Linked DNA regions of Homo sapiens: region 1 is linked to region 2. Evidence: read pairs that join two places in POLR2A ChIA-PET (ENCODE). Cell type or tissue: OCI-LY7. All regions are shown on one strand. Each heading gives the region's core, and the rest is flanking DNA. Links, peaks and the distances in the headings are about the cores only. Region 1 has its middle 22 kb from the start of ID3. Region 2 overlaps MDS2 (myelodysplastic syndrome 2 translocation associated).

Region 1 (2,905 bases), core at 141-2,640, 56 kb before region 2:
GCGCCGGCCACCATGCCTGGCTAAGTTTTTGTATTTTTAGTAGAGACGGGGTTTCACCGTGTTAGCCAGGATGGTCTAGATCTCCTGACCATGTGATCCACCTGCCTCGGCTTCCCAAAGTGTTGGGATTACAGGCGTGAGCCACTGTGCCCGGCCAGATATGTGTTAAATTTTAATACCCAGTACCTGTGAATGGGACCTTATTTGGAAATAGGGTATCTAAAGATAGAATTAAGGATCTTGAAATGATATCCTGTATTTTTGGTGGGACCTAAATCCAAGGACTGATGTGCTTATAAGAGAAAGGAGACCAGGCACGGTGGCTCACATCTGTAATCACAGCACTTTGGGAGGCCGAGATGGGCGGATCATGAGGTCAGGAGTTTGAGACCAGCCTGGCTAACATAGTGAAACCCCATCTCTACTAAAAATACAAAAATTAGCCGGACGTGGTGGTGCAAGCCTGTAATCCCAGCTACTCAGGAGGCTGAGGCAGGAGAATTGCTTGAAATCAGGAGGTGGAGGTTGCAGTGAGCCGAGATGGTGCCACTGCACTCCAGCCTGGGTGACAGAGCGAGATTCCATCTCAAAAAGAAAAAAAAAAGAGAGAGAAAGGAAAGTAAGATTTAAGACACAGAGACACAGTGAGAAGAAGTACAATTGAAGATGGAGGCCGAAATTGGACTTATGAAGCCTCAAACCAAGGCATGTTAAGGCCACCTGTAGAAGCTAGCAGAGGGGCATGGAGCAGATTCCCCCTCAGAGCCTTCAGGGTAACCCCACCCTGGCGACACCTGCTTTTGGACTGCTGGCCTCTAGAACTGTGAGAGAACAAATTTCTATTGTTTTAAGCCACTGAGTTTGTGGTAGTTTGTAACAGCAACCCTACGAGATGAGCACAGAAGGTGAGCAGGACTTTCCCGCCTATGAAATTCAGGGTTTTGGGGAAACAGCTTCCACTCTGGGGCCTGACAGACCTGGGGTTGGCACCTGCCTGTCCTATGGTCTTGACTTTGCTCCCCTGAGCCTCAGTTTCTTCCTTTGTAAAGGGGAGAGCCAGAGTAAAGCTGCATTTGTAGAGTGCCAGACAGTGTGCTAAGCCCTTTATCGCATCCTAAGACTCCGCTTGGATGATAATAGGCCAGGAACGCCATTAACAAAGAAACTGTGTTTGAAATTGACAGCTTCACATTGCCACATAAGAAGCAACCTCCACCTCGTGTTTTTGCTTTGAATCTGACCATGTGGTAACTCAAGAAAACTCATGAATATTGGAGTCAGACAGGACAAGGTTCAAAGCCTGGCTCTGGTGTTTACCAGCTGGGTGAAACTGTGTGATCTGTCTTGCACTTCTGAGCCTCTCATAGTTTGCAAAATGGGAATGGTACTGGTCCCTACTTGATGTTGATGTGATGATTAAATTAAACGATAATTTTAAAAGCATGCTGTTACGAGCTGTGCCACAGAGGGTAGCACAGTTCCAGCACATAGGGGAGGCTTCTCTCTGAAGATGCTACTGCTGAAGATGCTGGTTCAGGAGGGGACAATCCAGGAAGAGTAAGCCAGTACACAGAGGACGGCAACAGCTGGGGACTGATTTTCCCAGAGGAGGAATGAGGGACAGCGCAGGCCTCTTGGGCAGCTGCTTCCTGGGGTTGTGATGTCACCGGCCCATCCAGGAGGCCACAGTACCAGCGCCTGTTACTGCCTCCCAGCTGGCCGGCTCCACTTCCTGCGCCCTGAGCCTGCCCTTGCCTTCTTTCTCATGACCCTCGGGAGGCAGCTGGGCTGCAGCTCAGAAAGCAACGCTCATCTGCAAGTTGGGACAGCAGAGGCCCTTCATTCCTCCCCAGGGCTCCCACACCTTGGGAGGGACTGTGAAGAGTGACTCTTGTCCAGTGGTTTTCAAACTGGGTTCCTCTAAGCCCTGGGGTATTAGTGCCCCAGGGACCCCTGAAGGTAAGGAGGTGGCGCGTGGTGGAAGCAAGGGGCACCCTAAGAAGGCTCAATTCTTTTTTTTTTTTTTTTTTTTTTGAGATGGAGTCTCTGTCGCCCAGGCTGGATTGCAGTGGCGTGATCTCAGCTCACTGCAAGCTCTGCCTCCCGGGTTCATGCCATTCTCCTGCCTCAGCCTCCCAAGTAGCTGGAACTACAGGCGCGTGCCACCACGCCCGGCTAATTTTTTGTATTTTTTAGTAGAGACGGGGTTTCACCATGTTAGCCAGGATGGTCTCGATCTCCTGACCTTGTGATCCACCCACCTCGGCCTCCCAAAGTGCTGGGATTACAGGCGTGAGCCACCATACCCGGCAGCAGGCTCAATTCTAATGCCACTCCCTTCACTCTCCAAAGCAGCTTTTTTTTTTTTTTTTTTTTTTTTTTTTGAGATGGGGTCTTACTCTGTCACTCAGGCTGAAGTACAGTGGCATGATCTGGGTTTATTGCAGCCTCGACCTCCTGGGATCAAGCAATCCTCCAACCTCAGCCTCCTGAGTAGCTGGGACTACAGGTACATGCCACAATGATCAGCTAATTTTTTATTTTTATTTTTGTATGGACGGGGTCTCCTCATATTGCTCAGGCTGGGCTCGAACTCTTGCTCCAGTGATCTTCCCACCTGGGCCTCCCAAAATGCTGGAATTACAGGTGTAAGCCACTGTACCTGCCTAACAGCCCCACTTATTATTATATTTTTTTAGACTGAGTCTCGCTCTATCACCCAGGCTAGAGAGCAGTAGCACGATCTTGGCTCACTGCAAGCTCTGCCTCCCGGGTTGACACCATTCTCCTGCCTCAGCCTCCTGAGTAGCTGGGACTACAGGTGCCCACCACCATGCATGGCTATTTTTTTTTTTTTTTTTTTTTGTAATAGAGACAGGGTTTCACCGTGTTGGCCAGGATGGTC
Region 2 (2,905 bases), core at 244-2,743:
GGTTTTATTCATTCACTCAGCAAACTTTTTTTTTTTTTTTTTTTTTAGATGGAGTCTTGCTCCGTGGCCCAGGCTGGAGAGCAGTGGCGCCATCTCAGCTCGCTGCAACCTCCACCTCCCGGGTTCAAGCGATTCTCCTGCCTCAGCCTCCCAAGTAGCTGGGATTACAGGCACGCGCCACCATGCCCGGCTAATTTTTGTTATTTTTTCATAGAGATGGGTTTTCACCATGTTGGCCAGGCTGGTCTCGAACACCTGACCTCAAGTGATCTGCCCACCTCAGCCTCCCAAAGTGTTGAGATTACAGGTGTGAGCCATGTGCCTAGCCCACTTAGCAAACCTTTATTGAGCACCTACTATGTGCCAGGTCTCGAACAAAGTGCTAAGAACATAGAGAAAAAGGATGGGATTGCTGGCCAAGAAGGGACATGGGAGAGGAGAAGGGAAGGGAAGACAGTGATGGATCCGGCTGGGGATGTACTGAGTTGGCGGGGCAGGGGACAGCCAAGGGGCAACAGCCAAGGGGCAGCTGAACACATGGTCTGAGACTCAGGAAAGAGGTAGAATTTGAGATGCAGGATTTTAAAAATCAAATCTCGAGCACAACTTGGTAAACTTACTGAAAATCATTGACTTGTACCCTTAAAGTGAGTGAATTGTATGATCTATAAGTAATACCTGGATAAAGTTTTCAAAATACAATTAGGGAAAAACCCAAGAAGTCTCAAAGTTCCTAGGAAATCATGAAACAAGGAGGAAGAGAACATTCCAGTCAGAGGGCAGAGGGTGTGAGTGAAACCTGGAGGCCTGGCTGGAGTGGGCACGAGGTGTGGCTGAAACCAGGGGTGCTTAGCGGGGATAGACGGAGCTGCAGCCTCGCCCTTGAGTGGGTTGTACCAGTCATGTCACTGAGCACTGACGCTGCGCTCTGCATCCTGGAGAAAATCAATCTTCCAACAACCCCAGAAGAAGGGATGCCAGATGAGGAAACTGAGGTTCAGAGAGGTTAAGTAGCTTACCCAGTCACATTGCTATTAAGGAGGTATATATATATATATATATTTATATGGAGACGGAGTCTTGCTCTGTCGCCCAGGCTGGAGTGCAGTGGCTGGATCTCAGTTCACTGCAAGCTCCTCCTCCCAGATTCACGCCATTCTCCTGCCTCAGCCTTGCGAGTAGCTGGGACTACAGGCGCCCACCACCACGCCCGGCTAATTTTTTGTATTTTTAGTAGAGACGGGGTTTCACCTGTTAGCTAGGATGGTCTTGATCTCCTGACCTTGTGATCCACCGGCCTTGGCCTCCCAAAGTGCTGGGATTACAGGCGTGAGCCACCGCACCTGGCTTTTTTTTTTTTTTTTTTTTTTTTGGAGTCTCGCTTTGTCACCCAGGCTGGAGTGCAGTGGCACAATCTCGGCTCACTGCAACCTCTGCTTCCCGGGTTCAAGCAATTCTCGTGCCTCAGCCTCCTGAGTAGCTGAGATTACAGGTGCCCGCCACCAGGCCGGGCTAATTTTTGTATTTTTAGTAGAGATAGGGCTTCAGCCTGTTGGCCGGGCTGGTCTTGAACTCCTGACCTCATGACCCACCCACCTCGGCCTCCCAAAGTGCTGGGATTACAGGCATGAGCCACCGCGCGCAGCTTAAGGGGGTAGAATCTGAGATCCATCAGCTCTAGAGTTTGGGATCTTGAGTAACAGTTTCGCCACGTTTAACAAATGTCCGGGGCCTGGAACGGAGACACTGGCGCTTCTATCGCGCCATCTGCTGGCCAAAACGTAGAGCTCAACTGGCGACGGAAAGGCGTTGGTTCCCAGGCTTGACAGGATTCCCTTCTGCCCTCTTCTCAACTGTTTCTCCCAACAGCCCTGAGTGGGTGGTAGGCAGGAATTGTCCAGCCTCATCTTACCAATGAGGAGACCAAGGCTTGGAGAGAAGAGGCGACTTCTCAAAGATGATCCAGAGGAGTAAAGGAGGCCCCGGGATTCAAACCCCCCTCCGTGAGGTGCTCTCCACCTCCCGCTGTCCTCAGTGTGGACTTAGATCCCAGAGCATCTTCACCCCTCTGAGGGGGTGAGGCCAGTCCCCTCCCTGGCTGGCTTGCAGACAGCGACCCAGGTTCAGGTAGCGGCCTAACCCACCCAGCTCTGTCTCTGTGGGGGTGGTTTGACCTGATGCAGGTTTGAGCCTGTATCAGGCTCTGTGGGGGGTTAGGGCAGGGTTCTCAAGGCTGAGCAGAAAGCTTCCACCCCACCCCTCCACTGGGGACTCCAAGCAGGTGACATTTCTGTTTGGGGAGCTGGCTGCCCCTTCCCTGTCCCCAGCCCTTCAGGAATTCTGGGTCTCAGGCTCTGGAAGGAGGGAGAGGAGAGAGAGAGGAGGCCCAGGCAGAAGTGGGGAGACAGTAGGCTGGGAGAAGGAGGGGCATGGGGGTGGGGCCAGAGCAAGGCCACAGCGAATGATAGTGACAGCAACCGTGCTAAGAAGAGCTGCCACTGTGGAGGGACAGGCGCTGCAAAGGTGCTTTACGGGAATTATGAGCCTTAACCTTCTCTGTGGCCCTGAGAGGCAGGGAGGATCATGACCCTCACTGACAGTGGAGGAGCAGTATCCAGGAGCTTGAGTAATGTGCCCAGGGTCACATGGCCAGTGAATATGAAGCCAGAATCACAACCCAGGGAGTTGTGACTCCCAGAAGGAGGGGACTGATGGGAAGCAGAGTGAAGGAGCAAAGGACTGATGGGGTGGCCATCAGGCTGGGAGTGGGGGACAAAGACGTCCAGCTGCCTGGCCGTCCCATGGCTGTCATCGTGTGTACGAGTGTGTATGTGTGCCAGGGAGAGAGAGTGTCTGAGAGTCTCGGTTGTCAAATCTTGGTGACATCCTGGTGGCATGGGTTGTC

Evidence for each region. Peaks named below come from ENCODE experiments on the same cell type or tissue, not always from the same donor. Only the 100,000 strongest peaks of a DNase experiment are listed, where the experiment ranks them.
Region 1: POLR2A ChIA-PET joins it to region 2 with 10 read pairs; 21 of 35 experiments call an interaction of 5 or more read pairs at or near these places.

The regions. Positions count from the first base shown.
Region 1 is chr1:23,579,720-23,582,624 of GRCh38, forward strand. No RefSeq gene overlaps it. Among named protein-coding and RNA genes, the nearest start is that of ID3, 22 kb to the left of the region's middle. In OCI-LY7, for the core only: a CTCF peak has its summit at 1,470; DNase peaks (open chromatin) are centred at 1,372 and 1,741; H3K4me3 peaks cover 642 bases; H3K27ac peaks cover 2,315 bases.
Region 2 is chr1:23,635,841-23,638,745 of GRCh38, forward strand. The region is part of intron 4 of MDS2 (myelodysplastic syndrome 2 translocation associated); the gene reads left to right. Among named protein-coding and RNA genes, the nearest start is that of MDS2, 10 kb to the left of the region's middle. In OCI-LY7, for the core only: CTCF peaks have their summits at 1,796 (motif pointing left) and 1,996; DNase peaks (open chromatin) are centred at 1,741, 2,201 and 2,481; H3K4me3 peaks cover 1,212 bases; H3K27ac peaks cover 2,142 bases.